3 separate regions of the Homo sapiens genome follow, and regions 1 and 2 are each linked to region 3. The links are chromatin loops, found by intact Hi-C in ENCODE. Cell type or tissue: heart left ventricle. All regions are shown on one strand. Each heading gives the region's core, and the rest is flanking DNA. Links, peaks and the distances in the headings are about the cores only.

Evidence for each region. Peaks named below come from ENCODE experiments on the same cell type or tissue, not always from the same donor. Only the 100,000 strongest peaks of a DNase experiment are listed, where the experiment ranks them.
Region 1: a loop joins it to region 3, with 1.9 times the contacts of the local background. A loop is called at or near these places in 6 of 110 quality-filtered maps.
Region 2: it touches region 3 in a loop (2.4-fold over the local background); 14 of 110 quality-filtered maps call a loop at or near these places.

Annotation. Positions count from the first base shown.
Region 1 is chr4:152,345,782-152,353,705 of GRCh38, reverse strand. It overlaps FBXW7 (F-box and WD repeat domain containing 7), which reads left to right. Exons shown (of 14, transcript NM_001349798.2): 5 at 3,582-3,664; 6 at 6,635-6,776. Among named protein-coding and RNA genes, the nearest start is that of FBXW7-AS1, 12 kb to the right of the region's middle. In heart left ventricle, for the core only: a CTCF peak has its summit at 4,833 (motif pointing right); no DNase peak of the experiment used is centred there; H3K4me3 peaks cover 2,287 bases.
Region 2 is chr4:152,367,222-152,375,145 of GRCh38, reverse strand. The region is part of intron 4 of FBXW7 (F-box and WD repeat domain containing 7); the gene reads left to right. Among named protein-coding and RNA genes, the nearest start is that of FBXW7-AS1, 34 kb to the right of the region's middle. RefSeq lists an enhancer at 5,781-7,924. In heart left ventricle, for the core only: a CTCF peak has its summit at 5,054; no DNase peak of the experiment used is centred there; H3K27ac peaks cover 785 bases.
Region 3 is chr4:152,041,897-152,049,820 of GRCh38, reverse strand. No RefSeq gene overlaps it. Among named protein-coding and RNA genes, the nearest start is that of LINC02273, 55 kb to the left of the region's middle. RefSeq lists enhancers at 3,941-4,020, 4,141-4,190. In heart left ventricle, for the core only: a CTCF peak has its summit at 3,899 (motif pointing left); a DNase peak (open chromatin) is centred at 3,880; H3K4me3 peaks cover 619 bases; H3K27ac peaks cover 1,373 bases; H3K27me3 peaks cover 407 bases.

The DNA.
Region 1 (7,924 bases), core at 1,992-6,991, 300 kb before region 3:
AAATGCCTTTTTAATGATAAGCAATATAGATTGTCAAAATAATTTTGGAGATAGAAGTCTAGTGCCTCCTGTTTACTCCAGATTAAATTAGCAAATAAAAGTAAGCCTCTCCAGCCAGCACAGTGTTTGCTCTTTTGGGGATAAAATAGCCTTTTGGCCAAACTTTACACACTTAGGTAGTACTAGTTTGTTAATCTTACAAAGATATTCTTATGATTAGTAAGAATTGATGAAGTGTATGGCAATTTCCCTGAAAATTACTATGTTTTAAAGGATTGAAATGGAAAAGCATAGGCAATGTTTTTATTAAATCAATACCAAAATACGCAGTTTGAAATATAACTTAGATTACATAATTTCTGCAAATGCTGTCGGCTCCAAACCAGTTTACTTTATTGTCAGTCAACCCCAGAGTATATTAATTTCTCTTTTCGGGATTGCCTGTTTTGTACCATCCAAGCTACTTGAAAAATCTGATTAGTCTGTGCCAGGACTACGGTAGGATGACAGTGAAAATAGCATGCTTTGCCTCAGTTCAGGGGGACCGTATGAAAATATATCCTATTTTCAAAATGTTTCTGAAAAGACTTATTTGTGGAAATGTTCCTTGCTATTTAAAACTCTTCAAAAATGCAGGTTTTACAAAATACAAAAATAACCTCTTGAAAGTTTGAAAGGGGAGAGGGGGCTGTCGTGTGGGGGCGGTCTCTGCTGCCCACATCCTCCCTCTGTTCAGTGCGTTGTGTTCTTACGGGTTCCCTGGAGCGGATCACCATATAATTGATGTGCAGTCTGCATTGCTGAATCCTGGACTGCACCATTCTGTGTTCAAGGGAAGATGTAATCTGATCCCTCTGCTGCTGAGGGAGGAATCTGTTCAGTCAAGGCTTTGACAGGGCATAGTCTCCTCCAATAATCTTCTCCGTTCTCTCTCATTATTCCCTCGAGTTCTTCTCAGTCAAGCTGCATGTATGTATGTGTGTCCCGAGAAGCGGTTTGATACTGAGCTGCATTTGCCTTTACTGTGGAGTTTTGTTGCCGGTTCTGCTCCCTAATCTTCCTTTTCTGACGTGCCTGAGCATGTCCACATTAGAATCTGTGACATACCTACCTGAAAAAGGTTTATATTGTCAGAGACTGCCAAGCAGCCGGACACACGGGGGCACAGAATCACTGAAGGGGAAAAATACAGAAAATATGGGTTTCTACGGCACATTAAAAATGATTTTTTACAAAGTAAGTAAGCTGTTTTCTTCCTATGCTATGTGATTGTGTGTGTATGCCTGCCTGAGAAGGAAAATCTGTATCATCAGAGATGGCTGCAGTATCCTCTAATTTTGGTGGGTGGCTGGATGTCTGGTATTCTGTTTTATATCATGAATGTAAGCAAATAACGGAAAGACTGTGAGCTGGAAAAAGCTTTAAATTTAAGATAAAATGTATATTTTAATCTGAGAATTTTTCACTAAAAATACATTGAGACTTTAGAAATGTGGCTCTGTTAAATGCTGACCTGGAAATACTCTATCCTTAGTTGGCTTTTAGTGAACCTTTTGCCTTCAATTTTTCTATACCTTGTATACAGTTTTTCTTTTTTCATTAGTTGACTCTTTAAAAGTATAGAATCATGAGACTATTTGGGATTTATATTTAAAGAGATCATGTTTACTTTCTGTACCCCTCAAAAATTGCAGAATTAATTTTTGGTTCTGAAGTCAGTATTTTCAGTAAACAGTACAGTATTTAAAAGACTTCTATAGTCATACAGAAGGTGCTTTCCTTTATAAAATATTTTTAAAATAAAATCCTTTCTCAGTGGTTTCCTTGATACACATTTTGGGGCATGTTTATTCATTGAAGGATTTCTAAGATGGAAATAAAGTTTGCTTTTAGTGGCAAATGGTATTTGCACCAATGTTTTTTACAAGGTATCCTGGGAAGTTCTGAAAGCCAGTATTACAAACTTAATTAGAATAAATATCAAAGTTTCTCCTAATTATGAAGATAAGAATTTGTGGAAGTTATCAAAAAACTAGATTTTAACATAGTCTGTACTGACTGACCTTCCTGATGGATTCATTTGCATGTATGTTTATATATATATGTGTGTATCTATAAATTATATACACGGAAACACGTGGCTACCTATATACTTCAGCTTTTATATTTATATTTGCTTTTTAATAAAATTATTTGGAGAAAGAAAATAATGGTTTCTGAGAGGAATCACTTTAAAACAATGTAATGAGTATATAAACTTCTAAAGGGAAGAAACCAGCCAGATCAATTCCATTTCTTTCCAGTAGGTATGGCATGAACTAAGGTATAAATTGTAGGTGAGCTTGTTGTACCCTCACCTCTAGCCCCTAATGTCGTAAGATCATCCTAGTATTTTAGAAAACTCTTCGTGATGACAAAAACATGGTCTTTATTATTCAGTGTGGCTCTAAAACATTTTAAGTCTCTTTAGTATTTATATTGTATCATGCTATGTTATGATGTTCCCATGTAAGGCAAGAGGTAGGAAAATAAGGCTGCTGCAAAGCAAGGATTTTTACCTACTTATAAACATGAGGATAGCTCTCTATCACTTTGGAGTGTTTTTCCTCCTATAACTTGCAGTAATACAGTGATTAATTAGTGGACACAAATCTTAAAAAGGGGTTGTTGAAATGGAAAAAGTCAAATCTTACCAGATTTTATTTTCTAGTTTTAAAATATACATATAGTCAAATGAGAATATTTCAATATTGATGTTGACAAGAAACAATTCTGAATATATTTATAGTATAACATGGCATAATGAAACACCTTAAAATGTAGATTTTGGATACACCTTATAGAAGAGGCATAACTGATTCTTTTAAAACCTTTCTGTTGTTGCTTTTCAAATTAGAATATTTTGTCCTGAGTATCTGTCAATAGAGCTATATTCTGTATATATATCAATTGACAACTTTCCCCTCAGCGTTATTATACTATCTCCAGATTTCTCTTATTATTGATTTACTTTTTAAAACTGTCCTTATTGCCCATATTAATTGCTTTATGCCTTATCACTATTCAAGATTATTTATACTGCTCTTTACCCTCTTATAATGGTATGAGTGTTTAAAATTGAGTTTGTTACTTTCATAATTATTTCTGATTTTACAATTTTGAATTTTATCTTTATTAAAAACATGTTTTTAAAGAAAAATGATTCACGAGGAAGGCACGTTAAATATGATTATTTTCTGTGTGGATTAACTTGAGATTTTTCCCTATGTTGGTTATTAAATTGGAAAACATGAAAGATATATTATCTCAAGGAATATATATATATAATGAATATCAGTTTTCAAATCATCACACACTGTTCTTCTGGATAAAATATTAGGGGGGAAAATTCACCTTTCCATTCCATTCAGAGTAAAACAAAGTAGAACAAATAGAAGAAACTATGAAACATTTATTTTATATATTTAATTAACATTGTAGGCATATGAAAATTTAAGAATTTAAAATATTAACCATGCTGACTCAAGATTTGATAGTTAGACGATTTTTAAAAAACATATCTTGTTTGTTTTACCTTATAGATGAAAAGAAAGTTGGACCATGGTTCTGAGGTCCGCTCTTTTTCTTTGGGAAAGAAACCATGCAAAGTCTCAGAATATACAAGGTAATATTAAATATAATGATTATCTCATGATTCTCAGTTTTTTAGAGTTGATTCTGAAAGTGTTTTAGTTTATTCTTGTAGAATAATAATGTTACTAGTACGGTTGACTGTTTAACACATTTTGAGATTACCGGAAATTGAGAACTATATCATTTTAAATAAGAGGAATGCCACCTTAGTTTATGTTTTGTTACTAATACATTTTGAAGTAGGACACAAGCAGAAATTATCTTGTGAACAAAAATTTAAAATTACAATTTTTAAGGAATTCTAAAAAGTAAACCATAAAATATGAATATGAGCCCCTGTGTCTTGTTACTATAGGAACAGCTGTTCTAGGGTAGACATTTATGTATGGAAATTTGAAGATACATTTATTAGCAGTGAAGTAAAACAATTACTAACTCAATCTTATTTCATGAAATTAATGTGTTAGAAATTTTCTTTTATGGGCTTGGTAGGTCTTAAGTTTTTAACACATACATTTCTTTTCTATACCAGTAGAATAGTTTCCATAACAATGAAACATAATTGTAATCTTTTTCTACTTCAGTCCCCATTATTTTTGGATTTTACATCAGTATAAAACTTTTCCCACTCTCACAGTTATTAGGCTAACTTAAGCACAATGTCTATTGCCCAGCCAATTAAAAGTGGCTTTGAATGTCACTTGGAATGTCGTATTTTAAAATTTAAATGACAGAAGTATCTTAGAGCTTTTTTTTTTGGTCTTTAAAACAGAATTTTTTGTATAATTGCCAGTTTTTAAAATAAGTGATTGAAAGTTAACAGTAGAAACCATAAGAACTTCATGGTTATGACATTTCTTCCTTTCTCTCAAAATATTTCAATTTAGTTATTTTTATTCTATAAGATGCACTAAAATTAACATTGCTCAGATATAATTTTTTTATTGAACATTGTTGCAGATTGTGCCTCTTACAGAGAAATAGCTTGTTTTTATTTCAGTTGTAAAAAATATTTCTTTCAAATGCTGCTTTATGAAATTTGAAAATCATCATAATTGGAATAGTCTTACATTCAAAAAGTGAAGAGATAACACAGAAAAGAAAAATAAAGCTATCTCTTATTCAGGAGCTGCTTTTCGGTGTGATTTTTCTTATGTTAACTGTCCCCCTTCCTGTTACTCTTTGCCTTTTGACAGTTTTACTGTGTTTTGGCACTTCCACCAGAGGGTGTGGAGGGATAGAGAGACAAGTGAAACTATTCACTTCATTTTGCTTTTCCCTTCTAGTCATGATAAAGTATTTCTTGGATGAGAAATTTGCATTTAATGTTAAACTAACTGTTAATGCTATTTTTTAAATGTATCAGTCTTCTATTAATATGGCTGATACCAGGACAAAGGTATTACATTGTTCACTTGTTTTTAAGGCAGCTTAGAATAAATGAGTGCTGAATTTTTATTACAGAACACATTTTAGTAAAATTTGTCTTTAGTTGCTCACTTTTTATATTGACAAAGCAACTGAAAAGGCAGAAGTTTTATTTTTAGCCTGTTAATATATAATTTTATTAAAGCAAAATTAGACCAAACAGCATATTTATTTCCATGTTTTTCTGGAGACTCTCGGTTAGGAAGGTATATATTTGGTATTTTGTGATATTTTTGACAGATTTGCTAATAAGATAAAACTATGATTTTTCCATCAAAAATTTGTTATAAACATATCCTATTTTATTTTGGAGGAAAAGAAAATAGAACTTACCTTTGAATTTGAAAGAAGAAAAGATAGATTTAATTGCTGAATGTTAAAGATTGTCTTCGATTTATACTATTAGAGGATTTAAAGGGAGTAGATAAGAAGACTTTTCTGTAAAATCTGGTGACTGAGATACATTTTTTAACAAAATAATGCTGGATAGAAAAAAACAGCTGGAGGAGTTGTTTCATTAGTAATTTATCAGAGTTTGATTGTTAACTATTACGATGCAATTTGTAAGTGTTCTTTGAATTTAAAATAATTAATCAACATAGCTCAATGAATTGAGTGAGAATTTCTTTTCAAATATAATTTTGTTAAACCAGACCTTCCTGCTGCTTTTTTTCCAAGGTCTTTAAAATGGATACCCAATATTTACCTTGAGTTTAGTTTAATTACATGCAGAAATTAGAAAGGAAAGTTTAATACGTTAGTAATATAGTTATATATTCTTTCTGCTATTAATTGGTCATTTTTAGGGTAGTTAGTTTTAGAGAGATCATCTAGTCGTCCTCATTTTACTAGTGGCAGAATTGAATTTCAAGTTTGTTTGAGACAGTTAAATCTCAAAATTTAAATTATTGTATAAAAATGTTTAGATGATCTTATTTAGTTTTGCATATAAGTTCTTAATACTTACCTGTTTTGAATAAATGTATTTCTAATCAAGACTGAGTCCTGTCAACTATTCAGACCAAACTTTATAAATAGCAGTAAAAAATTAGAAATATTATAGACAATTTTGAAGGCATCTGAGGCAAACTTAAGGAATAATGTGATTCTTGAAATTCAAAACATTTGAACATAGTATTTCTATGTCTGAGTTTTTTAAAGCTTTAATAAAGTATCACAACCCTTTTTATAAAGAAAATTTAAACTTTACTTATGTCACCAAAGACCAGTCATAGGAGAAGTGGGACTTGTATGTTCTAAGGAAATATTTTAACTTTATTTGTATATATTAACAACTTGCAGTTTTGTCATGGAGATTCTGTTATTTGGTTGCAATTAGCATTTCTGGGATAATAACAGGCGTTATATAGGAGGGAGGAAACTTACTGTAAGAATAGCAAATAGGTTTTGTGTACCTGTGATCTCTGGGAAGAAAGGTAATTAATTGATGTTTGAAATATGCCAGATCATCATTCTTTGTACTAGAATCTATTATTAATAAGTATCTATCTTTGCTTTCACTTTTGTTTTTTTCCTTTTATCCTTTCTCTCTCTCTTTTTTTTTTTTTTGTAGTACCACTGGGCTTGTACCATGTTCAGCAACACCAACAACTTTTGGGGACCTCAGAGCAGCCAATGGCCAAGGGCAACAACGACGCCGAATTACATCTGTCCAGCCACCTACAGGCCTCCAGGAATGGCTAAAAATGTTTCAGGTGACATATCTAAACATAGTACTTGAAATGCCTCACTTAATTGCTGCAAAATAAGGGATTATTCATCCGTAAAAAAAGAAGGAAACACTGTTACATAGTATACTGTGGATGAATTTTGAAATCATTCTGCCAAGTGAAAGAAGCCAGACACAAAAGGCCACATGTTGATTCTCTTTATATGAAATGTCCAGAATAGGCAAATCCATAGAGACAGAAAGTAGATTAATGGTTGCCTGACAATGAGGGGAGGAGAAGGACTAACTGCCAGTAGGTACAGATTGTCCTTTTGGGGTGATGGAAGTGTTCTGGAATTGGATAGTAGCGATGGTTGCACAGCAAGGTGAATATACTGGGAAGCACTGAAGTATATACTTGAAAATGGTGAATGTTATGTGCTGTTTATTTCAATTTAAAAATGCTATTAAAAACAAGGGAACTCAATTTTTGAATGTCATAATTGAGAAAGTCCAATACTTATTTGTGTAACTGTGCACTGACATTTTTTTTATTGCTTTTTAAATAATAAGACCTTCCTTCATCTTCTCCTTTGTTTGAATTTCTGGGTTGTCTAGTTTTCTAAACTGCATTGCTTGTAAGTTAGGCATTTAAGAGTAATTTAAGAACCATTCTAGCTAGAGTTAATACAGCTTCTTTTCTTCAGTGCCATGCTTGTATATGGCTTACCATGCTTGAATCCTGATTACTATATTTTAATAGTATTTATATTCTTTGGATGTGTACAGGGAAGATTGGTTACAACCAAACCCTGAATATTATGAACTTTATAACCTAAGATAGTGATATTACATTGATTTATCTCTTCTTCCAGTAAGATAATGCATATACATCAAGTGTTTAGCAAAATACATGGCAAGGATTAAGTACTTACTCAATTATTTGTTGCAAATAATAAATAATATAAATTATGTAAAGTAAAAAATATCTGATATTAGCCTCCATAGTAATGTAAAAAGAATATACTACCCTACCTCTGGCTGCTTGAATGGTTAGGTATTTAATCAATGCATAAGGCAATAATCGTTGGTAAAGATGATACTTTACTTGACTTTTAGTGTTTCAGATTTTTAAGGTGTTCACTTTGTAAACCCTAATATTTTAAATACCTAGATGAATATGAGATAAATGTG
Region 2 (7,924 bases), core at 1,992-6,991, 330 kb before region 3:
TACATTTCTGTCATAGCTTTGTCATTTAGCCCCAATCCTGGTTTGCCTTAAAAAAAAAAATTCTAGTCTAGCTATGATTAATTCTCATTTAAAGTAGTTGTAGCAAGTCTCCTCTTCTAAAATGTCTTGATGACTAAAAGGGATTTCACGAAACTCAACATCACTTTCATAGAACTCTTAGCCAAGTAAAAATATATTGATACCTCCTTAACATACGGAAATATAAAACGTTTTAAAAGCCAGCATCATCCCCCCCCCTCCTGTAACTAGTCTATTTGGTATCCACTGGTTACATTTGTGCCTGTTTTTCTACATCCTTTCCATGACCTCATGGTCCAGCTTACCTCTCTCTTGAAACCTCCCTTCTGGCACTGGTTTCATCCACTGTTGTCCTCAATTATTGCTGTTATCTTTGGTCCTTAGGCATACTATATGGGCTGCTCAATGATGTTATATGACAACTTTGTATAGATATCTCCTTGGTTAGGTTATAAACTCTTACAATTCAGAGGTTATTTTTAATACCTTTTTATGCTTCCAGAGATATGCAGGAGAAAGTTAGTATAAATATTTCTATGGCTGATTCATTGAAGTGTCTGTTAAACTTGGAAAAATCCTTAAGGAATTTTTGTGCTGTAAGAATGTGGCTTGTTTTTGTTTACTAAATGTTTTTAAGTGACTGTGCAGCTGTGATTTTGAATATTTCATTTTCTAAATTTAACGAAACTCAGATACAGTTTGACACTTAATTTTAAAAGTAATTACTATGTACTAATTTTGAAAATGAAAAAGAAACACACATGGTATAGTCATTTAGGTGGTACTTTTGGGAGTCTAGAGTAGCTCCTAAATATCAGAAAATGCTGAAATAGAGAAAAAAAATACAGTACTTTGAAGAGAAGAAAGAATAGGGTGGTGGTATGAGCAAATTTAGAGAGGGAATTTAATAGGGTACCTGTTTTGTGGTGGGGTTTTTTTGGTTTGTTTTGTTTTTGTTTGTTTGTTTTTGAGTGAGGAAACTAAAATGTGGCTTTCTAAGCTTCTCTTACTTGCATATATCTTCCATTGGTACTTGGAAAATATAAACATTTCCAGATCCTTTGGTGTTTTTTATGGTCACTACTTACTTTATCAATAAAGGCATTAATTACTGTCAGTTATCACATATCAGACCATTCTATTTTAGATCCTTTGGTCTTTTTCTCTTTAAGAATGTTTCACACATCATGCATCAACATGAGTAAGCAATGTAATTGTCGGTTTTCTTTGCATTCTCTGTGCTGTGCAAGCCACCGGCTATAAATAAGATGATGATCCCCCATGCCCATGCACAAATGAAAAGTCACAGTGATAAAACTACAAACAAACCATTATAGTACAAAATAATAACTGCTTAAATGGACCTACGTACAAAGTACTGTCAGAGTATGAGGAGGCACTCAGAGCTCAATATGAGTGGTTCAGGAAGGGCTTCACAGTAACCCTGAATTAAAACATGAAGATGTTTGCTAAGTAGGTGATCAGAGGAGTGATAGAGGGAACTTGTATCATTGCTTGGGATCGTGTCTTGTCTTATGTTTTTTCATATTAAGTATACTGCTGCAAATTACATCTTGCCGTCAATTTATTAATGTTGAAAAAATACGTATTGAGCACCTAGAGTAGAGAACTTTCCTAGAAACTGTAGATATAACAGTGAACTTGATAGACAAAGGCCATGCCCTCATGGAGCTTAGATTGTAGTTTGGGGAGACAGAAAATAAATACTACTGTTAATATTTTGATGACAGTAAAATAGGGTAATAGAATAAGGTATGATTTGGGATGTAGAAGAGGCACTACTCTAGTTACTTTCTATACATAAACTCATTTAATCCTTAAAATCACCTTGTGAAGTACGTTGTATTGTATTTTACCTGTTTTACACGTGAGGAATCTCAGGCATAGGAAGGTTCTTGCCCCTTAGCTAGTAAGTAATGTAGCTAGGACACTAACTCAAGCAGTCTTATTCCAGCATCACAGCCACTGCAGGAAACGGATCTGGAGTAGGCATTTGTTGAACAGACCCTTAGTGTCCAAATGTTTTAAGGGTTAACTTTTGCCATATAATCTTGGAATTTTAAATGTGTAATTCTCACCTTTCCCAACAATTTATGATGGTCTCAATATCTAATTACTGATAATACTGCCTTCTGTATGTTTTTGTCATCAGATGATGTTTTAGTATTGGGTTGTGCCCTAGTTGTCAGATAGGAGTACAAAGCGACTTAGCACATGATTTATAAATCTGTAACTACACTATGGAAACAACTTGTATGATTTTGTCTTTTATGTAACAAATTTTTAATTAGGTAACAATTTGTATAATTTTGACATCAAAGGGCAAGGCTATTTAAATTTGTAAATATAAACTAAGTTAGGTTTTACAGAAACTAACTTAATGTTGAGGCTTGTAATATAGAAGACAGATGAAAAATATGCTAAAAATAAACTTGGAACTAAGCTCCTGGCAAGGTAAACAAGTGTGAAATAAGTCCACAGTCCCTTGTCTGCAAAGCAGAAATCCATCATGCTCTGAAAACTGAAAATTTAAAAATAAAGGTAGCAAAACCTAACCCAAACTAACATAAAACAGTCATCTTTATTATTTATCTGAATATTCATATATTTTGCTGGAGAAACACTAATGTGTGATATACTGGAAGTGCTCTGTAATAAATAGTATATGCACTCTGTTACCTTTCTACAATTCAAAATATTCTGAATTTAGGAACACAGCTGTCTCCAAGAGCATGGAACTAAATCCAGAGACCTTAGAGTTTTACAACTGTCACCCACTCATAAAAAACTGAACACACTTTGAAATGTCAGAGTAGTCTAAGCTTTATCTTAAGTCTCTGAGTACATGCATATTAAATACTTTAAAACATACATATATAGATGAGTACCTAAAGTTTATTAACCTAATTATAGGCTATTATAACCATATAATACAATGATAGTTTGGAGCTTTTATATTACTTTTCTTCAGTGATTAAAATACAGCTCATGCTAATAGACTTATTCTTTAAATGAGTGTAGAGAACCTCAACCACATTTTTTTTAATTGTCCCAGTATTTCCATGGGAAATTAACACCACAAAATTAATTTTAATCTGCTGATATATAGTATGCATACTCTCTGTGTGTGTTGCTACTGTTACAAAGATGAATAAGACAGCACACCTTTCCCTTAAGGAATCCACAAATGCCTTCATGTCTCTGAGAGACTTGTCTCATCATCCACATTTCATGGTCACATATCAAAATTAGATGAACATGGCTTAATTAATTTATTCAACAAATAAGCATCTGCTAATAGCCAGGCCCAGTTCTAGGCACTTGGGATACATTAGTGAACAAAACAGGAAAAAAAGTCCTTTCAACATTTTAGCGGTCCTGAGAAGTCCTCCAAGGCAAGAGGCAGTTTGTGCCAACATACAGTGTGTCATCAGACTCCTTTATTAAATTATACACTTTTCATTTCTAAATCATTTGGTGATAATTTGTATTATAGTTTTTTCATATGTATACATAACTACATACATGTACATACAATTTACCTGATTTGATAGAATTAAGTTAGTGGCCTTATTGAAATGTATAATCTGCCGGTTTTCAAATACTGTTAGATAGTATCTATTACAAGCAAAATATTATTTTGATGCTCTGAAATGATAAATAGGATTCCATTTAACTCCCTTTTTAAATATTTTTGTGAAACAACTTTCTTTTGGTGTTTTTAATAATTCTATCAGGCACAGCTTAGTGATTTCTTTCTGAATTATTCCTGGATCAGAATTAGACTTCTTGTCTTTTTCCATGCCACTATGGAAGGTTGCAGAAACTAGCATGTATCTCACATATAAATTAGTTATATAATGGTAGATAAAATTTATGGTAGATATATTTGTGTTATATTTTGGTATAAATAACAGTAGATATAATTTAAGATTTTTAAAGATGATATTAATTTTACTATAGAAATAATAGTGGAAAGGCCCAGCATTTTTGGTAAAGTTGATGACATTCTAAATGTTAGCAGTTTCAATTCAGTTATTTCCTTTCACAAGTACCTGCTGATGCAGCACGTCTCTTTATTTGTATATATAGTGTTTTACTCCTAAAATATGAAGGGTAAAATTATTAAAGTAGGGTTTTTTTAAGTCAATATCTTAGATTAATAAAGTTTTCTTTTGTGACTTTGATAGTGTCTTGTGTTTATATATTTATAAACTTCATTGCAATTTAGGAATGGGGGAAGCAGTGAGTCTTTCTCAAATATTAATACTGTTTTTGTAATTCTGTTTTTCTATACTGAATATTTTTCAGAGCTATCGAACCATAAAATAGCAGGCTTTTCTTCTTAGGAGAGCCATCATTTCTCAAACGTACATCTTACTACATTGGCATTATTTGCATATTTGTTTTTCTTTGAGAGAGAGAATAGTTGAAAGTGGCCATTGAAAGTAGCACCTCCAAGTGTAGATAATGCTAAAAACATTGCAGTGATCCACTATACATGTAATATTTTGATATAATTAACTTGAAACATTAATTTTATAGTGGAATTCCATGTTTGCATTCATTAGGAATTTACTCACAACTAAATCAAGACTTTTAATTTGAACTTTCTTCCTCAAGTAAAGGTAGCACTCCCCACCCCATACATAAAAGAGACAGAAAAGGTTAAATATTTATCCCAAAAGCACATGGCTAATTAGCCATTTGTTTATGATTATTTTGTGGTATCCTCATATAATGATGGGAAAATCTGTTTTGAGGATTTGAGAAAATTTATGGTAATGTTGAATGGGATTTTCTTAAATTTCTTCTCCTTTGCTAGTCTTGAACATGAAAATTGAAACTTATGAGCTATTTAATTACATTTTTATGTGTGGGTGATTTCATATAGTTCACTTGGGAACAATTTCAGCTTAAACAGCTTTTCAATAATCCATAGAAATCTCTGCGTTATCACTTTAGATTTTAAAATGTCACTGTTGCTACTAATATGAACATGTAGGGGCAGTATAGTACTGTTTTTGTAAATCTTGTCTGAATTTGTGAGTTTTAAAAATCTGTGTTACTGTTAGAAGTTTGTTCTTCTCTAAGATAACATAACTATATCTTGCTTTTTTAAAGGATGGTTGGTACTGCTTCATTAAGTTGGAACTATTCTTTCAGTTCATGTTCTTACATGTGTTATACAAAATCTCTTATATTATGAAAGCTCTTGGCCCTGATTTATATTTGAAGTCAAGGAATATGTTTAGTTAAAAGGAAAAATGCATTTTTATTGTCTGACAATAAAAATGAGAATAAATGGATTCATAAAAACCGGAAAATACCAAGATCAGTGCAGTTTTGCCCTTACTCTGTGTCATCCTTTCAAAATGAATGTTTATGATAATTTTTACAGTCTTAATTTTTCAATATGACAAGTGAACAAAACTGAGATTACCGAACAGTCTTATTTTTAAGATTCTTTAATTGGTACATCTTTTTTTCGTGTCAAAATGGTTAAGGTTATTACAAACTTTATTACAAAATATAGTAACTTTTCCCCCGACTTAATATTTAAAAGAAGACAACTGAGCAGTTATCTCTTCCATCTATGTATTCACTTTATTCAACACCTCCTATGAGCCACGGACTGCTTTAGGCATTTAGAGTACAACAGTGAACAAAACATCCCAGCCATCACCCTCGTGGAGTTCATATCAGAAAAGCAGAGTGCCTAAGAGCGCGGATTATAGGGTCAGTTGGACCTGGGTTTAAGTTCTTTGCTGTACCACTTACTAAGCCTTATCTGTGAAGAGCTAATAGTAGTACCTTTTACAGAGGGTTGTTGTAAGGATAAAATGAAATAACCCATGGAAAGCATGGTTATGTACAAGAGTTCTGTAACTATTATGAAGCCCTCATAAGACATTTTTAGATGTGTTGGTAAAATTTATAATTAATTCTCCTGATGTAATAGTACTTATGATAGAGATTTTGAGTATTTTTTTCATTTTTAGTTTCTTCAAGTGGTAAAAGAAGATGCACAGCATAAATTTTGAATAATTTTTCTTAAACAGTTTCCTGAGTGACTTTTAATCTTCTCTGAGTGGAAAGATACCATGCATAAAAAGTTAATGTGATTTGGTTCTACTTACATTATGTAGATTCATTCAGTGCGACTATCATATATGTAAAAATTAACCCCATTATGTCTCCCTACATGAAGAAAAGCATATGTGACATCTTGGTAGTTTGTTTGGAGATTCTCAGATGTTCAGAATAAATGTGTTGGTTTCAAATGTCATTAAATTGGAATTTTTAAAATCGCTATATAAGAATTAAAAATACATGTTATTGATTTACATATTATGTTAGCTGCTAAAATGTCTAGTATATAGTTTCCATTATAATTTTAAGTTCTGACACCATTTTCCTACTGAAGCCCCCAAAATTTGGTAATTAAGAAATGTAACATACTTTTTAACAAATTTGAAAACTGTCTTGTCAAAATGGTACCTGATATATCATTACTACATAAGAATTGAGACTTAAAACATTTAAAGAACTGATTCACAAATTTTAACAAAAGTACTTAGAAAATTAGACCTTTCTTTAGTACCCTGTGCTTCTCTTGGTTCTTGTTATTTCTGTGTTATACAGAAATTCCATATTTAACACACACACATGCATGCATCCGCACACACGGGCATCCCACACACATAGAAGTAAAATTCTAACCACCCCCTACCTCTATTTAATAGCTTATCAGCTATGTTCATGCTACAACTGCTTCATTGAAGGGAAGTCCTATTCTGCTGTTTTCATATTAGCTTTGTTATAATGCAGTATTTTTCAGCTGCTCATGCTCATTACCATACAGCTGGTATGTAGAGAAGAGAAGGAAACAGGCAGAAGTTGTACTGTCTACAAGAATAAGAAGCTCTCTTGCAGATGGGGTGCTGGCAGATGGGGCATGTGTTTGAACAGGTTTTACTAATAACAGAGTGCGTTAAAAATCATTCTGAGAAAGTCCTAAGGTCAGTGCCATGGATTCAGAGCTTGAGAGGTTGTTCAGCTTTTTCGTAGACCTTTTTAGAATATTAATCGACTCTTACAAAAAAAAAGTAATAAATGGCAAACCATACCTCCTCCAAAAAAAACTTACCAGTTTTTTTCTTCTTTATATTAGTATGTTTTTTCTTTAGTATAATTTTAAAAGCATTAATACTGTCACCTAGTATCATCAACTTGTGTTGTCGTAGTCTTAAATATATTTACTTAAAATGTCTACATCTATATACAAAAATGTAGATGCTTTGTGAAAATGGTAATAACATTCTTCAGTTTCTGTATATTAGAATATTTATTAGAAAGTGAAAACTAAAGATTTAGATATCAGTGTGTATAGTGTTGACTACGTTGAAGATTAAGTCGAGGAATGTTTTATCTGCATACAAAGTTAGAAGTGAATGGTATGCCCAGAAATGTATCTATTGTTAAAAATATTTCTTGCATATTTTGCATATTCACAAAACCAAAGTGAATGAAGTATAATTAAAATAACCATCATTTTTATTAGAGTATTTTAGTGGGATCTTAGTCTTTTTGGCCCTTTTTTATTAACTAGTATTTCTTGATATATCCTCTCTCAATGGGAGATGCTGATGAAAAGCAACTGAAGCAAAATAAAGCTAGGCAATTTTGTGTAACATATGTAGTATTCAATTTAATTTTAAAGGAAATAGAACTTGTTCTTTTCATAGAGATTAAAATATGTGAATATATATAATATATATGAAATGTATACAAGTATAGCTAGTTTTTTTTTATACTTTAAGTTCTAGGGTACATGTGCACAACGTGCAGGTTTGTTACATAT
Region 3 (7,924 bases), core at 1,727-6,726:
CAGAGTGAGACCCTATCATTTAAAAAAGAAAAAGAAAGAAAGAAAATCAAACAAACAAACATAAAAGAGCCCTAAGTCTTTTCTCTGCTCCCTCAGCTCCTAATCAGGCTTCCATAGATCCCTGCTTCCCTTCAGAGTACTTAACGCAATTTATGATTGTATTTCTGTGTGCATGACTGTTTGTTTCATGTTTGTCTCTCCCACTAGACTATAACCTTCATGAGGGCAAGAACTGCTTCTGTTTTTCTCATAAATTATATACCCAACCTTTAGACACATGACTCATACATAGTAAGTGCTCAGTAAATATTTGTTAAGCAAATGAATGAGGTGGTGAGATTGAGGGAGGGTGTCCAAGAAGTTTTTTGATAGTTAAAAAGTTTGAGGCAATATTATTTTATAAATATAACTGAGATCCAGAAAAGCCAAGAGACTAATCAAAGAGACATGTTGGTTCATTACAAATATGGGAGCAATCCCAGCTCAGTGTTCTTTTCAACATTATTGTCAATGTCTAATAACATTTTTTTTGAGCCTATACATATGTAACGTGGTGCTAGGGTAAGATGGTGAAACCCTGTCTCTACTAAAAATACAAAAAAATTAGCCAGGCATGGTGATGCGCGCCTGTAGTCCCAGCTACTCTGGAGGCTGAGGCAGGAGAATCACTTGAAGCCGGGAGGTGGAGGTTGCAGGGAGCCAAGATCGCGCCACTGCACTCCAGCCTGGGTGATAGAGTGAGACTCTATCTCAAAAAAAAAAAAAAAAACAGTGAGTGTCTGGTGGCTATATTATGCAGCATCTTGTATATTGATTGACACTTTCTTTGAATGATTTACTATAAACTATATACTTAGCTCTCTGGGGTGTATAATGGTGTCAATTGCAAACAACAGGTTACTAAAAAGAGGAAAATCTATTTTCTGCAGCCCTCTCCCCACTCCATATGCCTCTAGTCCCTTCCTGAACCTTAAGTTAGACAGTGCTATGTATGAAATGCCAGTGACTGGGGAGAACAGTTCTAGGTGCTGTGGGGGAAATACACAGGACTTAACAGGCACAGTATCCACTTTAGAGGCAAAACCAAGAAAGTCTACATTTATTTTCCTCTGTAGCTAGAATTCTTTCTCTCCAATGATCTGTTTTAGGCATTTGGCAGCTGCAGAGTTGACCTGCAAATAAATTCAACTACATTCACAGTTCCTAAAAATGACTGTGACCAGTTTACTCACATAGGTGAGAAGAAAATATTTTCAGAGAGAGCAAAGGTACATAGCAAAAAGCTGCATAAAATAAGGAGAAAAGGCTTGAGATTGTATAAATCCAACCCCAATTCTTGGCTATTACAAAGCTACAGTCACTGGGTTAGGAAGGAAAATCTCAACACGCAGCCTCCATGGGACACTGCCAGCAGCCTGTGGGGCACAGCCCTGCCCTTCTCTAGTGATTGCCCATTGCCATTGCTTGACAAGTAATATTTAAAAACTCTAATGCTACTCTCAATCAACTGGGACTTTCGGTGCTGGAGGTCCCAGCTGGAAAATAGGGTGACCATATTTCAACCAGAAAAAAACATGTTTTAAATAAAATTTCCTCTTCCTTTGTTTGTTAACAGCAACAGGACCCCTAAAAGGGCTTTTCTCAGGTCACTTAGTTTAGCGTACTTGGAGAAAGCCTCGGGAAAGGGAGTGGTATCAGTAATTGGGCTGCTTGTGAGGGTGAATGTCTTGCTTACCTGGCTATGGGCTGCAATAATTCGTCTTTCTGAAAGGGCATTCAGCCTTATCTCCCTCTGCTCTGTGCCAGAAGCTGTACTGGTCATTTTACCTGTGACAATCCATTTATTCTACCCAGCCATCCAGTGAGAGACTTACCATTCTTTTCGTCTTGCAGATTTAAGAATAAACAGTTTCAAAAATGCTAAAGTTCCTCACCCAAGGTCACACAGCTAGTACAGAGTGGAGGCAAGACTTGAAGCCATAATCTTATCCAGTATTACAAAGCTAAGGTCTACTCACAGGCAAGAATTGTGTGTACATCTAGAGAGAAGCCCTCCTATCCACCATGACAAGGTAGCACTGTAACAGATGTTGGGGGGCACATGAGCTTCTCACTGAGGAGCCCAGGGGGTGCTCTTCCAGGCAGAGCCCTGCCTTGGTTCTTCTGCAGGAGAAAGCAGATCCGTGACAGACACACAAGGTCCACTCTTCAGACCTTTCTGTGGAGCTGCAATATGTTCTGTTGCATGTTTCCCGAATTATTTGTAACAGGCAGCTGCAGTAGGTCAGAATCTCAGAGGTGTTTCTGAGATTCCAGACAGGGTGGGGGCTGCCACCCTGCTCTCTGGATGGGAATAATACAATTTACAAATGTGGAGCATCTGGGGAATTTAGGAGCTAAAAAGAGGAGCTTCTGGAGGGAAGTGGCTAAGATTCTTGGGCCTTCATGGTGTCAGGGAACAGTTTCAAGGATGTTTTACTTTTGCCATTGAGCTAATCATAAAGCAGCCATCTATTGACAGTTATTGTAGGCTCCAGGTACTGTGCGAAGGACCCTTGACGGGTATTAAACTCATACATTCCATCAGTTCCAGTGGCATTCAATCATGAGCCATTTAATCATGGCTCAACCATGCTGAGAGCTAGGGATCAGCAGCCACATTTTACAGATGAGGAAATGGAGGCTCCAGGATAATAACTTGCCCAAGTTTTCATAGCTTTAAGACCAAGTGAGGATTCAGACCCAGGCTATTTGAAGCAAACTTCATGTTTTTAACAACAACAATATGCTGCCTCTAATGAATTTATTCAGACGCTAATAAATATAGTAGACAGGCTTTTCTCCACCCTATACCCTACCCACCAAATGTTTGGCCAATTAAAATAGTTGAGTTCACTTATAAGGGGAACGGGAAAACAGCATTTGGGCTTGTCCCAGTTACATGAATTAATTCTGTCTTGGGGTTCTGATGGCAGCATAAACCAAAGAGCCCAGAATCCCATGATGAAATTATATCGTTAAAGCCCTTGGCGGCTTAGCTATTATTTTATGTAAAATATATGCATAGCTTCTGAGAATCCCTTTCCACCAGCAAACAGAATGAAAAATATATATATATATATATATACATTACTAATGACAGGATTCTCGGCTATCATGCCGTTATTTACGTGACATTATTGATAGGAATGTTGCTTGTTTGGAATCTGGAAGGTAAACAGAGTTTCAAATTTCAATCCTCTGTTGTGGAAAATAATAACCTTGGTGCATGGCCATGCAAATTAAGGAACTCTGAAACCTCAAGCCTCCAATCACAGCACTCCAGACACCAACATTCCAAACACGTCTGTCTCTCCAAAGAGAGCCAGGTTCATGCCACAGAATCTTTCCAGAGCCAGCATCAAAGGCTGTGTCAGGCTCAGTATTTGGGACCTCTCCTTGCAGCCGCAGTCCCAACGTGGGGTGGGGTCAGCGAGGGCAAATAACTAAATAGTTTTCTCCAAAACGCCATAGTTGGAATTCCCTCTCCTGGCCCGGGCTCCTTGCGTCCCCTCCCCGGCTGCCACACATTTCCTAGCGTCGCGGAGTCCTCTGGGCCCAGCGCCTGGCGGGCCTCACCCGACCCACCTGCTGCGCACGGCGTTGCCCAGCCCAGGCATTAAAGAACTTTCCTGCCGCAGAGAACCGAGCCCGAGACACGCCCTGGCTATCTATAGAAAATCCCTTTGGGGGTTCTGCTGACAAGTCACTCGAGATCCCTCCTTGGGCCTCATTATGTCACAGGAACCCTGGCTGGAATGCGGAGGATTAAATTCCTAACCCCTCCCTGTCGGCTGGGCCCGGAGGGAGGGAAGCCAGGAGCTCAGCGCCCACCTGGGCTCTCAGGCGCCCCCTATTGAACGTTCCTGTCCCTCTGGCCCCGACGGCTGCAGCGGCTCCGCGCGGGAGTCCAAGCCTGCTAAAGCCCTGGGGCTGCAGGCAGCAGGGAGGACCGAGGTCCCAAGGCCCTGTGCATTCTTACAGCATCCCGGGGACACGGAAGGGAGAGTGAGAACACAGACTTGATCCTCAGGCCGGCTCTAAATCCAGCTCCCCACGTGGATTTGGGCAAGTCGCTAATCCCTCTGGGCCGTGGTTTCCTCTCCCTAAGAGCACCTGATACATAAAATCATGAACTTTACTGCTAGAGGGGGAAGCCAGGGAGCGGAAGCTACGGAGGTTGTTGAGTTCTCAGCAGGTGCTGATGCATGGGGGGGTCACGGTCCCATGCTCCCTGAATGAGGACAGTAAAGAGCAGAGAAACACTTCAGATGCGGGCTAATTCTTTGTAAAAGGCCAGGTTACTTAAACCTAACTACCCTCTGTGTCCTTCATCCCTAATATAGGAGTACTAATGCTACCTACCACATAGGTTTGTTGTGACAAAAATGCATAAAGGACTTAATGACACATGAAAGGGTTAATGCACATAGGGGAATTCAAATGGTGCCTGTAAGCCACCTATTATTTTATTATTATCATTATTATTATTATATTACAAAAGAGTCACCTACTACCGTTCTTATTATAAGCCCTAAAGCTTTTGTAAACACAATGCTTTGAAAAGACCATTAATGTTGGTAGCATTTATTGCACGTTTATTACATGCTAGTCATTTTGCTGAGCACTTTTAGAAATCTATTTTATTTCTAAAACAGCCCTGTGCAGTAAGCACTATCACTGCCATCTTTTAGCAGGTGAAGAACCTGAGCTTTTCGTGAGCTGCCCCTGGTCAAAGAGCTGTAAGTGACTGGGCCAGCCACGGTCATTCCCCTTCCATCATGGGGTGCTGGTTCGGGCTGGATTCCACTCTTGCTCTTTGAACTTGCACACGTCCTTGACCTGTCTGTGTCTCATGTGGAGATAAAGGGCAGGTATTATTTTCTTCATGCTATTGTCGTGAAGAAAGTGCTGTGTAAACTGTGACGTTCCCCCCAGAAATGGGAGGACTTTGATCACTACACAGGAAGACAAGTCAAAGGAGAGAATAGAAAGTCACAGTCCCGGGGAGCCTGTGTCTTCCTGGAATTGTCTTGGTCCTCAGAGAAGTAGAAGGAACTAACTACAGGGACATAGGACACATTTGATCTGAGCCAAGAGCCCAGGGAGGCTCTTGTAGACCTGGGGGGGCCACTTGTGCTCTGAAAACTTGCAGGTTCAGAACCCGTCAGATCTCCTTGAGTCTTTCAATGACACACAAATAGACACACACAGACACACACACACACACACTGATGCTGTCAGTAATAATGCATCACCGGACTTCCACCTTAGCAGAGTAAGTGAAACATGTAAACAAATAATAAATTATGTCTGAGCCAATGGGGCGTAGAAGCAGTAACTATAAAATACTGCCCAGGGGGGAGAAAGTGTACTGAGACTGTGACAGAACACCCCAAAGTCATTGCCAACAGCATTATTTCATGACCTGAGTAAGCTGGCAGAGTTGTTACTTCTTGAAAGGAGACTTTGTCTTTTTCCTTTTTCTTAGACATCTGATTTTTATTCTCCTTTAAACAATGCAAATCTTTCCTTCTGAAGGGATCTTGGAAAGCAGATTCCTTCCATTGCTTTAAAGGGAATTCAAGTTGGACAGAGTGAAGGCATTCTGGTGGCAGGGCTGTAAGCAGTGCTGATTTGTCAAGGCGGGCTGTCACACATCATTTCTCTGCAGGCTTGGAGATGCAGTGCAGACCTTGGTTCCTGGATGGAAGAGACACTTCTCATGGTCAAGCCTCCCCGGGCCCCAGGTTGAGAGGTGATGCTGCATAGGGGACGAGAGCAAAGGTCCCCAAAGTGGGGCATCCTCAAGGGCACCACCTCCGAACAACCCACGGGAAGAAAGAAGAGGAAAGAAGGAATTGGAAGGGGAGGGGAGGGGAAGGAAAGGGTGAGGAAGAAAGGAAAGGAAGAAGGAGGAAGGGAAGGAGGAAGAAACGAAAGATTAAAACTCTTTATATTTACTGTAATATCATCATTACAAAACCATTTTTTTGTTAAAAGTTTAAATGTATATAAAAGTAGAACCATATAATGAACCTCCCATATACCCATGTTCCCACCATTCAACTTCAAAAATTACCAACTCCAAGGCCAGTCTTATTTCCCCTATTTACCCACCTACTTGTCCCCCCTGCTCCTTTATTTTGTTATCTAAGACAGCAAACACTAACTCATTACATCTGTAAATATTTCAATATATGGGCCTAAAAAACATGCCCTCTCTTTCTAAAACTTGAACCACAACATCATTATAGTCCAAAAACATCAATAATTAGCCCACAATATAACTGAATATCCAATCAGTGCTCATATTTCCTTGATTTTCCTAAAAATTTTTTTTACAGTTTGAGTTGGGATCCAAACAAAGTCCACACATTGTGATACATAAATATGTCCCTCAGGTCTCTTTTAATCTATTGCTCCCTCTCTCAATCTCTCATTCTCTATTTTTGCAAATTTTTTTTTTTTGGTTGAAAAACTTGGGTTGCTTTTCTTGGTTAATCTACAGGCTAGATTCTGCTGATTATGTTCCCATGGTATCATTTATCATGTGCCTCCATCCCCTGTACTTTCTGTAAATGGGAAATCAAGAGGCTCCATCAGGTTCATATTAAATCTTTCTGACAAGAACATTTTGCAATTGGTGTTATGGACATCTGTTGGGGGAACGTAATGTCTGCTTGTCTCTTTTTTTGTGATAGCAATCATTATCAAATACCTTGTTCACTACCACTTACAAAGTGTGGTGTCCTATGGTATCCTCATTCTATCTATGTGTCTTCACTTATTAGTTGGAATACTTCTTTAAGAGAATCTTCTCATCGTCTATTTGCTAATCCAGGGACACAATTCTTACAGGAAGGGCAGAACAAATGCTTCTTTTTCTTTACCAGTTTTCAAAGTAATTAGTTGGTCATCTAGTATTCTCTAAAAGTGATCACCAAGGTATCTTTTTAGTATCATAATAAGCATATAAATTTGAAAAAAATACACACACACACACACACACACCCCTAAAATGTGGTTTAATCAATCGCAGTTTGCTCAAAATGTCCCATGTTTAGCCAATGGAAACCTCTTCAGGTTGGTTCCCACATCCTTTTGACAGGACCCAATAATAATTGATAGATTCCTGGCTTTCTGTATGACAAAATGTTCCAGGTGCACTTCCCAGACTAAAAATTAGACACTTCTCCCAAGACCTAGTTTCTTTTAGTGAGAGACCACAATCTATATTTAGGGTATTATCCTTTAATTTCTATTTTTTGTAGTTTATGTTTTATAATGCACTTAATATATTAATAATATGGTAAATACATATAAGTTAGAAATGGCAAACAAAGACATATATTTTCTGAAAGGGATGCCCGATACAGAAAGTTTAGAGGCTACTTATTTAGTGCATAGGGCTTGGAAGCATGCTAAAATTATGATCCTGGGCCCTCTTTCTTTCTAGCTGTTTGGTCTTGCTCAGGTTCTTTTTTTTCTCTCTGACCTTCAGTTTCTTCAAGTATACAATTAACGTAGTAATAGCTACTTCATGGAATGTTGTGATGACCAGATAAGATAGATGGATGATTGATAGATAATTGTAACTAGATAAATAGATGACAGATAGATATATACATAGATACATAGATATATACACAGACAGATAGACATATAGATACATACACATCCCAGCCTCACTCAGTAAATGGGAGCGACTCGTAATATATCAACAATGTTGACAGAGCCCTTCTCATACAGAAAGTTCTGTGCCTGCCCTCGAGGAGCTTGCAAACCTCGAGGAATAGAGAAGCATCATGCACAGAAAACACAGGTAGCCTCTGTCTTTCCAAGGTCGTAATGAGCAATATGCCAGGCCAGTCTTTTGAAATTC